2 separate regions of the Homo sapiens genome follow, and region 1 is linked to region 2. The links are chromatin contacts, found by Hi-C or POLR2A ChIA-PET in ENCODE. All regions are on one chromosome and are shown on one strand. The core of a region is the stretch at or near the end of the contact, and the rest is flanking DNA. Distances in the headings are between cores, read along the strand shown. Region 1 holds the start of ZBTB8B (zinc finger and BTB domain containing 8B). Region 2 has its middle 36 kb from the start of ZBTB8B.

Region 1 (5,061 bases), core at 384-2,883, 36 kb after region 2:
GGCTTTCTTACTGAAATTATTTTTTATTCTATTGCAATTATTTTTATTCTACTTCCTGACGTTGCAAAAGTCTATCCGTATAGTATTTTCTTCAAAATTTTCCCCAATCCTGTACTTGGTATATATTGTGTAAATATTTATTTATATCACCCCCATTTGCCTGAAGTGCTCTGCTGCCCCGGGAAGTGCTGAGGATCACCACTTATCCCAGAAGAGCAGCTCTTAGGGCAGACTGCTCTCAGAAGCACATTTATCCGCACTCTGGCAGGGAACCTCCCAACCATCCCACGGTTCCAACTCAATTCAACGGTTACCGGCTACATACAATGCCTGACACAAGGAAGATGCCAGGAATAGAAAAATGAACCAAGTATAGTGCCTGTCCTCCAGGAGACAGCAGATGCCAACACAACTACCTGCAATACAAACTCTCATATACCCTTGAGGGAGTCCTAGCCAGATCACACAACTGTCTCTGTTCAGAGGCCAAAAGCAGCCTTGAATTCCACCTCCGACCCTTTCTGACAAGACTCCTCCAGTCCCACCAACCTGAGAATAACAAAAACCTGCTCCTCAATTTTAGTAAATATTAAGCACTATTCCTTATAAAACACTGTACAAAGTACAAGCATATTCATTTTACTTTTTAAATTAAAATTTTTAAAAGGCACGGTCTTGCTCGGTTGCCCAGGTTGGAGTGCACGATCCTACCTCAATGCAGCCTGGAACTCCTGGGCTCAAGAGATCCTCCCAACCTTAGCTTCCCGAGTAGCAGGGACTACAGGTGCGCGCCACCATGCCTGGCTTTTACAAGCACATTAGTTTTCACCTCACAATAATCCAGTACGACAGATACTCTAACTACATCCTCTTTTTCAGAGGAGGAACTGAGATTCAAAGATGCAGATAACATCACCAAGTTAGTAATAGAACAGAGATCCGACTGACTCCCGGGTTGACATCCTTAACCACTATGCTAACCGGCCTCCTCAAACCCTCCAGGACACGATGCGACAGGTTGGGGAAGTCACTCCTTTCTTTTAGGCATGGATCGGAGGAGAAGGACACTGGAGAAGTTTCCATTTCCATACGAAGAATTTCAGGGTCAACTGCATCTAAACTGCTCGCAAGACAGACCCTCCCCCGTCCAGCATCAGACGACCTGCAGAGAGGCCACCAGAACCAGCTACAGGGCACGGCCCCCGAGGGTGGGACCCCAAGGCCTAGCCCCTCCCATGGCCTCCCGCGGACAAAGTGGCCATCGCTGCCGCTGGCACTTCTCCAGTGTGGCCGAGCCCCCCACGCCTGGGCACCATTCACCGTGGAAGTAGTCGGCGCCGCGACCCCCGGCTGGACGACGCGGAGGACACCCAATGACAGGGAAGCTGGGGCCCCACGGCCGCGCCTGCCCCTCCCCACGCTAGAAGGGCTCGCGGGGCGGAGGTCCCAGGAGTTGCCAGGGCCAAGCGGTCCGAAGGAGGATGACTGAGTGGGGGCAACCCTGCCCGCTAACCCCAATCTCCAGCCAGCCTCCCGGGTGCTAGGAATCCTCCCCAAACCAACGAAAGCGGCAGCGCCAACCCGCTTCTTCGCGCTCACCTTCCAGCGGGTTCCAGCAGCGCAGCCACGGAGCACCGCGCACCGACACGCCCCCCTTTCATTCACCTGGCGCCCTCCGATGAGAGGCGGGGCGGCTGGCCAATCGCGGGAGCGCCTGGCCTCGGGAAGGCGGGCCCTTCGGCCAGCAGGGTGGTCAATGGCGCTGGTGCCCCTCGGAGGATGCGCTCTGAAGGCGCTGGTGCTCGCAGGGTGATGGGAGTTGTGGTCTCAGCGCTGGCTTTTCGGGTAAAGATAGAGTGGACAAAACTACAAGTACCAAGATGCCAAAAGGGGCGAGGACCAGTGCTAGCGAAAGGCTGCAGCTCGGTTCGGTCTTTTGAGTCCCACTTGAGGGACCTGCCAAGTACCGGTCTCTTTGTCTGGAGAGCGAAAAGCACGTCGTGGGTATTAATGCAGTCCAGGGAATAAGAGCTTTGACTCATCAGTCCGCACATATTTCACCTACTGGCGCTTTCCGCAAAAATCTGGAAATAAGGGAAATGGTTTAATCGATTCAACAGGTTTTTATTGCATACCCGCGGTTTCTTTCACTGGGTAGTCGTTACAAAAGATAAAAGATTCAGCTCTTCCCTTGACAGGCTCTCCGGTTCATACATACTAGTGAAACGGTTAAATGGCAGTACTAGGTGCTAAGTGACCGTACAGGCGTGTTCTTGTCAGCTGTGAGCAAGACAAGGCAGCTTACCGCTCTCAGGGAGCTTAGTTCTCATGGGGGTGTATTCGTTTGCTAGGGCTGCTGTACCTAAGTATCACCAACCCGGTGGCGTCAATAACAGATCTTATTGTCTGACAATCCTGGGGGCATCTGAAAGCAAGATGTTGGCAGGGTTCTTTCCTTCTGAGCGCTGTGAGGAAACGGTCTCTTCCAGGCTTCTCTCCTGGGCTTGCATATGGCCATCTTCATGTTCACAGGGCATATTCCCTGTATATGTCTCCATGTCAAAATGTCTCCTTTTGGTTGCAGTGAGTCGAGATCGCGCCACTGCACTCCAGCCTGGGGCGACAGAGAGAGACTCCGTCTCCAAAAAAAAAGTATTTTTATAAGGATACCAGTCATATTGGATTAGGGGTTCACTCTATGCCAGTATGACTTTTTTTTTTTTTTTTTTTTTTTTTTTGAGACGGAGTCTCAGACTCTGTTGCCCAGGCTGGAGTGGTGGCGGGTGGATCACCTGAGGTCAGGAGTCCGAGACCAGCCTGGCCAACATGGTGAAACCCCATCTCTACTAAAAATACAAAAATTAGCCGGGCGTGGGCCAGTAATCCCAGCTACTTGGGAGGCTGAGGCAGGAGAATGCTTGAACCAAAGAGATTGCAGTGAGTGGAGATCTGGCCACTGCACTCCAGCCTGGGCAGCAGAGCAAGACTCTGTCTCAAAAAAAAAAAAAAAAAAAAAAAAGGCTACCCCCTTCGCTGAGAGACCCTAATGAGGAGTAGTGAGCCATGCTAAGATAAAACAGAAAACCGGTTGGTACATATCTAAGAAACAGGAGAATGCCATTGGGTTGAGGAAGTGGATGGCAGGTAGACCAGCTTAATGGACGTGCAACCCACGCAGTGGCACAGGCCCGCACACTCAGAAAGGGCTGGTGCTTCCAGGTGAGGTTTTATACTTAACAAAACAAAACAAAAAAAGAGCCAGGTGCGGTGGCTTACACCTGTAATCCCAGCACTTTGGGAGGCTGAGGCGGGCGGATCACTTGAGACCAGCCTGGCCAACATGGCAAAACCCAGTGTCTACTAAAAATACAAAAATTAGCTGGGCATGGTGACACATACCTGTAATCCCAGCTACTCGGGAGGCTGAGGCATGAGAATCACTTGAACATGGAAAGTGGAGGTTGCAGTGAGCTGAGATTGTGCCACTGCACTGTTTCAAGGAGGAGGAGGACGAGGAGGAGGAGAGAGGGAAGAGGGAAGAAGAAGAAGAGGAAGAGGAAGGAGAGGAAGGAGAAGGAGGAGGAGGAGAAGAAGAAGAAGAAGAAAGATTTAATTACTAACAAAAAGAAAATCTAAATAAATATTTTAAAAATTAAAAAAAAGGAAAGGGCTGATGCCTGGTTTAATGCTCTGCCATTGCCCTCTTAAAATTCTTAGTAGTTTTTGAACAAGGAGCTCTGCATTTTCATTTTGCATTGGGCCCCACAAATTATGTAGCCAGTCCAAGCGACAGGAAATATGAATGGATAGAGAAGCAAAGGCCAGATTATGTAGGAATTTGTAGGCCACCTTAAGGAGTTTGGATTTTTTCTTATGAATGTGAAGGGACACCTTCGAAGGATCTTAAGCAGGGAAGAGATAAGATATGATCTCTCCCCTGCTGATAGATGCTGATAACTGGGGATAGGGTAGAGGTGGTAGAGATGGAGGGGTTTGTTTAGGATATATTTTAGAGCTTGTCAAAAATGTAATTGCAGTTCACTCTAAAGATAACTTAATAATTTTAGAAGGTAAAATGTCAGCCAAACACCACTATACTATCTATCAAAGAAAAGTAGTTTACCTATTTCTTGTAAAGCTGGATACCCAGAGAGGGACAGCAGCAGTTACATCTTTCCTGTTAGTGTGGCTGTCCTTGCCACCTGGTTCCCAAAGGCCAGCTCAGGTGCTGAGGACTTTTGATCATCATAGCAGCAGAGAAAGCATCAGAAGTGAGGAGCACCAAGCTTCTCTGGGCTCAGCCTTTTGTATCTTCTTACCTGGGAAGTCATGTCACTGATGCCTTCACCTTAATTATGACTGTACCTGGAACTCACCCTAGTATTCATTCCACATCTCCTGCATCCAGGCTCCAAGTTTCAGGTCCCAAATTTTATGACTATGGCACACGCAACCTGTACTGGATGACCTAGTAACATTCCAGACTGCTAACGTAAAAGGGCTTTTTGGGGTGGCCTGCATAGGACATGCCCCTGACAACTAGGCATAGGAAATGTTAGAGGCCTTATGATCTCTAGATCTGTTGTGGTCTGCTGTGGGACTTACTCTCGCCACCAAGACCAGCACAACCTTTAGTGTTAGATGCTCTGAACTTCAGTATATTTTTCAAGGTTCAGTTAAAACCAACCTGGCTAGTTTAAGCAAAAAGCAACCTGGCTAGTTTAAACAGAAAAGAATTCATATAAGGAATTAAGTAATACAAATTATCAGGGAGGCTAGAGAATGACTCTGCAGGGATGACTCCAAACTGTCCCAACAGGGTAGCTACCCATTTTTGCTGCAATCAGGAAGGTAAGAAATCAGGACATCACCACTGTACCTGTTAAGCTCAACAACACACTGTTGTGGCTGTGATTAAGGGATTGGAAGTCACCATCACTATTGCTGCCCCTGAAACAGGCTCTCGACCCCTACATGGCTAGTGACTGGACCCTGCAACCCTGCTGCAGACACACCTCATACCTTTGCTGCCACACTTCAGCAGCAAGCAGCAGGCGGGTG
Region 2 (5,229 bases), core at 1,475-3,974:
CCTTCCACTTTCCATGGCTTTTTACTGTTGATATTTATTTTAGGGTCTTTTTTTGTGGGGGAGATTACAGACCCCTGGCTAATGTTTGTATTTTTAGTAGAGACGGGGTTTTGCCATGTTGGCCAGGCTGGTTTTGAACCCCTGACCTCAAGTGATCTGCCCACCTTGGCTTCCCAAAGTGCTGGGGTTACAGGTGTGGCAGGATCTTACATGAGGCCCTTTACTGAGCGGTTATTGTTCCAGTTACGACTGCTGCTCAGCACCCATCTGAAACACAGTGGCAGAAACCACCGCCACCGTATAACACTGATTCTGCGGGTCAGGAAATCTGAAAGTGCACAGAGTGTCGGATTTTCTCTGCTCCACCGTGTCTGGGGCCTCATGTGGTGACTAACATCTAGGAGCTAGAACTGCTGGGGCTGGAGGAGCCACTCCAAGGTGGTTTCTTCACTCACAGGTTGAGCCTGGGCTAGGCTTCACTGGGACTGTATTCAGAGCACCTCTACATGGCCTCTCCTTGTGGCTGGGTGCCACTGGAGAGCAAACCCAGAGGGAAAGTCCTAAGATCCATAGACTGTATTCCAATAAAACTTAACATAAATGGACACAAATCTGAAATTTCATGTAATTTTCACGTCACAAAATATTATTGCTGTTTAGATTTTGTTTTAGCCATTTACAATTTAAAAACCAATTTTAGTTCACAGGGATACAAAAATAGGCAGTGAGCCAAGTTTGGCCTGTGGGCTACTGCAAAATTGAATGAAAAAAACAGGGTACAAAATTGTATTTACAGTATGATGTCATATAACTCAAAGAAAGAGAACTATATGTAAAGAAAAAGCTGAATGTAAATCTACCAAAATACTATTTATTTATTTATTTATAGAGATGGAGTCTCACTCTGTCGCCCAGGCTGGAGTGCAGTGGCGTGATCTCAGCTCACTGCAACCTCCGCCTCCCAGGTTCACGCCATTCTCCTGCCTCAGCCTCCTGAGTAGCTGGGACTACAGGCGCCTGCCACGACGCCTGGCTAATTTTTTGTGTTTTTAGTAGAGATGGGGTTTCACTGTGTTAGCCAGGATGGTCTCGATCTCCTGACTTCGTGATCCGTGCGCCTCGGCCTCCCAAAGTGCTGGGATTACAGGTGTGAGCCACCGCACCCGGCCCCAAAATGTTATTTTTATACTGAGATTATGGTTGATTTTTATTCCTTTTTGTTTCAATTTTACTGAAATATTTTACTGTAAGGATGGGAATAAACTGTTTTTGAAAGAATAAATGTGGTAGTGTTCACCTTCACAGTAGAATAGACCAAACATCATGGAGAGGAAGAAAAGAAGAGTGAATTCTATGGTGTTGGATTGGAATTGGAGTTTCACTCTCTCTCAGAAAATGTCCAGTGTGAAGGCCTGAAAGCAGCACCACTTCAAACACAATGAAAACACCCAGTATCTGGATCTTGGTTTGTAAATAACTGCTCTCCAGTAAACAGAACCAGGAGTCCCTGGAGAAGTATCTGATTCCAGGGCTGGGGCAGGGAGAAAGTACAAGATGAGCCTGGAACATCTTGTGCCGGAAGGAAGGAAGTATTCAAAGAACAATAGGGACATGCCAAATGAACACACAAGCTGGCTTGAACAGGCTTTCACTGGCCAAACCTGGGACAATTTGAACATTAAAATAAATGACAGCGGCCGGGCGCCGCGGCTCACACCTGTAATTCCAGCACTTTGAGAGGCCAAGGAGGATGGATAACCTGAGGTCGGGAGTTCGAGACAAGCCTGGCCAACATGGTGAAACTCCGTCTCTATTAGAAATACAAAAATTAGCTGGGCATGGTGACGCACGTCTGTAACCCCAGCTACTCAGGAGGCTGAGGCAGGAGAACCCCTTGAACCCAGGAGGTGGAGGTTGGAGTGAGCTGAGATCGTGCCACTGCACTCCAGCCTGGGCAACAGAGTGAGACTCCATCTCAAAAAATAAAAATAAAATAAAATAAATGACAGCAACAGATTATAACCTAACAGCCAGGCCCAGTGGTGCGCCTACAATGCCAAGTTATGCCAGAGGCTAAGGCAGCAGCCCAGGACTTCGAGACCAGCCTGGGCAATATAGTAGAACTCCCCATCAGCTAAAAAAGAAAAAAAAAAAGGAAACCATGTGTCCATATGTATGAAAAAAAAAATAAATGGGCCGGGTACGGTGGCTCACACCAGTAATCCCAGCCCTTTGGGAGGCCAAAGCCGGCGGCACACGCCTGTAGTCCCAGCTACTCGGGGGACAGAAGTGGGAGGACTGGTTGAATCCGGGAGGTTGAGGCTGCAGTGAACGGTGATCGCACCACTACACTCCAGCCTAGGTGCCAGAGCGAGACTTTGTCCCAAAAATAAAAATAAGGTTTAAAAGGTTTGATGAGAAATGGTGATTCATGAAAATTCAAAGTACCACCCTACAAAATACTGTTATTATAACTGCCAAGTGAGTGTGACCTTACAGCGGAGAAGCCTACAGACAGCATCTTAAAGATAAAAGTGAGCATCATCAGTGATGAGACAAATTGACAAGCTGAAATTGTGTGCCACTAGACGTGCTGCGTTGAGAAGACCGCAGCAGCCCTTCTGTGACAGTCCTGTCTAGGATAAAGAACCTGAATCCAGTCGAGATGAGACAGACAAAGCCCAATTGAGGGAAGTTCTGCAAATTCGCTGGCTCGCGCCCCGCCCCCGGCGGCTGCTGTCTCTGCGCGGCGCAGACCAAGCCTCCCCGGAGTCCGCCGCGCCGGACGGCTCCAGACACGCCCGACGCCGTCCCCGCCGCCTTCCCGCCGCCGCCGCCGCCGCCGCCAGGAGGCTCCGCGCGCCTTCCCGGCTTTCCCCGGGCCGGGCCGGGCGGCGACAGCGGCGCGGCCATTGTTCCGCAGCCCCTTCCGGGCGCGCAGGAGAGGCCGGCCGGCCGGGCGCGGGGAGGGACGGCCGGGAGCCGGTGCCCGCCAACGCCCACCGCCGCCGCCCGCGCCTCCTCCTTGGCCGTTCCCAACCCCTCGGAGACAGCGCTGCAGCTGCTGCGCCCCAGGCTGCAAATGGCGCCCGCTCGGCTTGGCGCCTCCGGCCTCGCTCTCGGCCGGGAGACGGCTGAGGGCCGCACGCCCGTGGCCCGCATCCCAACGCCGCCGCCGCCGCCGCCCGCTACCAGGCTGGTTGCAGGTCCGGGGCAGCCCCGACGCCCTCCCGCCCTCTCGCCCTCTCGCCCTCTGCCCGCGCTGCGCGCAGCGGCAATCATTCCCCCTCCACCCCTCCTGCCAAGGGGACCTACGGGCGTCCCAAGAACAATAATTAGATTATTTTAAAATTGTAAAATACATAACAATATCATTTAAAAATGCAACTTAGGGACATTAAAGATATTCATGGCGTGCAACCATCAGTACTATCTAGTTCCAAAACTTTCTCATCGCCCCAAAGGCACCGGCACCATGAGCACTCAAGTCATTCCCCATTCCCTCCTTCCCTCAGCCTCCACCAACCGCCACTGGACTTTTTGTCTCCACGGATTTGCCTATTCAGGATCTTTTTCTCTCCCTTCCTCCCTTCCGTTCCTTCCTTCCTTTTTTTTTTTTTTTTTTTTTTTTGACGGAGTCTCTCTCTGTTGCCCAGGTTGGAGTGCAATGGCGCAATCTCGGCTCACTGCAAGCTCCGCCTCCCGGGTTCACGCCATTCTCCTGCCTCAGCCTCCCGAGTAGCTGGGATTACAGGCGCCTGCCACCAGGCCCGGCTAATTTTTTGTATTTTTAGTAGAGATGGGGTTTCACTATTGCTGTCCAGGCTGGTCTCGAACTCCTGACCTTGTGATCCGCCCGCTTCGGCCTCCCAAAGTGTTGGGATTACAGGCGTGAGCCACCGCGCCCGGCCAGGATATTTCGTATAAATGGAATCAAACAATATGTGGTCCTTTGTGACTGGCTTCTCTCACCTGAAGCAATGTTTCAAAGGTTCCTCCATGTTGTAGCAGGCATCAGAACTTCCTTTTAATGGATGAATAATATTCCACCTGTGTGTGTGCGCGCATGTGTGTGTGTGACATTTTTGTTCATTAGTTGATGAACATTTGGGTATTTCCACCTTTAGGCTATTGTGAACAGAGCTGCTATGAACCTTTGTGTACAAGTTTCAGTTTGAACACCTGTTTTCAAATAACTAAATACACTTTACTCTCCTTCTAATGGAAAACTCTACAGCCACCTGCAGTTTTTTCCCCCATTAATTCTGGGAGCTCCTGGAAGTATATCATGTGCATTCCTCTCAAATTTCCTGCCAGCCATGATTTTATTTATTTAGGAGACATGTAGGTCAACTTTCCTGCCCCTCTCCAGGGCCCCTTCTCAGGGGACCTGTCCCCATGACCACCACTCATCCTTAGTCAGAGCCTCATGCTTCCTGACCCAAGGGGTGCCATGTGATCTGAGGGAACCGATCTTTTGCTGGGCAGAAACTGAGGTGTTTTCCTTTGGAAGATTTGGACTGAAGGACAGGACAGTGGTTAGGTCAGGGCTGGGCAGCACTTTTGAGCTGAGGAATGGGCAGGAGAAAGGTGGTCTTCTGAGAGTAGCCGGGGACCCCACACAGGCACAAAGAGAAGTGTACAGGAAACATGGGCAAGGCACATGACTGACCAGGAGCAGCCTCAGCCCTGCTTTCCAATTCCAGGTGATCTGCTGATTTCCTCTCCCAGAATGATCGTAAAGTCACTCACTTTAATTAGAAACAAATCCTCTTAAAACTATTCTCGGTCGGGCGTGGTGGCTTATGCCTGTAATCCCAGCAGTTTGTATGGCCAAAGCAGGTGGATCGCTTGCGGCCAGGAGTTCGAAACCATCCTGGCCAACTTGGCAAAACCCTGTCTCTACTAAAAATACAAAAATCAGCCGGGCATGGTGGCAGGCGCCTGTAATCCCAGCTATGCAGGAGGCTGAGGCAGGAGAATCACTTGAACCCAGGAGGCAGAGGTTGCAGTGAGCCAAGATCATGCCACTGCACTCCAGCCTGGGTGACAGAGCGAGATCCTGTCTCAAAAAAATAAAATAAAAAATAAAAACTATTCTCAAAACTTTTTTATTTTTATTTCTTTTTTGTGAGACTGAGTCTCGCTCTGTTGTCCAGGCTGGAGTACAATGGCACAATCCCGGCTCACTGCAACCTCTGCCTCCTGGGTTCAAGTGATTCTCCTGCC

Evidence for each region. Hi-C counts contacts between places; a loop is a spot of excess contacts on that map. ChIA-PET counts read pairs that join two places held with the same protein, here RNA polymerase II (POLR2A). Pooled maps may share reads with other maps.
Region 1: a loop to region 2 is called in a map of dorsolateral prefrontal cortex, with 2.0 times the contacts of the local background. The contact joins the promoter of ZBTB8B here to the enhancer-like site in region 2. A Hi-C loop is called at or near these places in 4 of 168 maps with a recorded cell type or tissue (dorsolateral prefrontal cortex, heart right ventricle, left cardiac atrium and 1 more) and 5 of 50 pooled maps. POLR2A ChIA-PET finds 5 or more read pairs at or near these places in 12 of 52 experiments (A549, AG04449, AG04450 and 8 more).

Annotation. Positions count from the first base shown.
Region 1 is chr1:32,461,644-32,466,704 of GRCh38, reverse strand. ZBTB8B (zinc finger and BTB domain containing 8B) reads right to left here and starts at 1,633. Exons shown (of 4, transcript NM_001145720.2): 1 at 1,600-1,633.
Region 2 is chr1:32,498,448-32,503,676 of GRCh38, reverse strand. No RefSeq gene overlaps it. Among named protein-coding and RNA genes, the nearest start is that of ZBTB8B, 36 kb to the right of the region's middle. RefSeq lists silencers at 2,772-3,041, 3,132-3,261. Within about 2 kb of position 2,724, at least 27 of the 41 ENCODE cell types and tissues checked have a DNase peak (open chromatin) inside an H3K27ac peak, as active enhancers do; they include HCT116, dorsolateral prefrontal cortex, endothelial cell of umbilical vein and 1 more, where a contact is called at or near this core.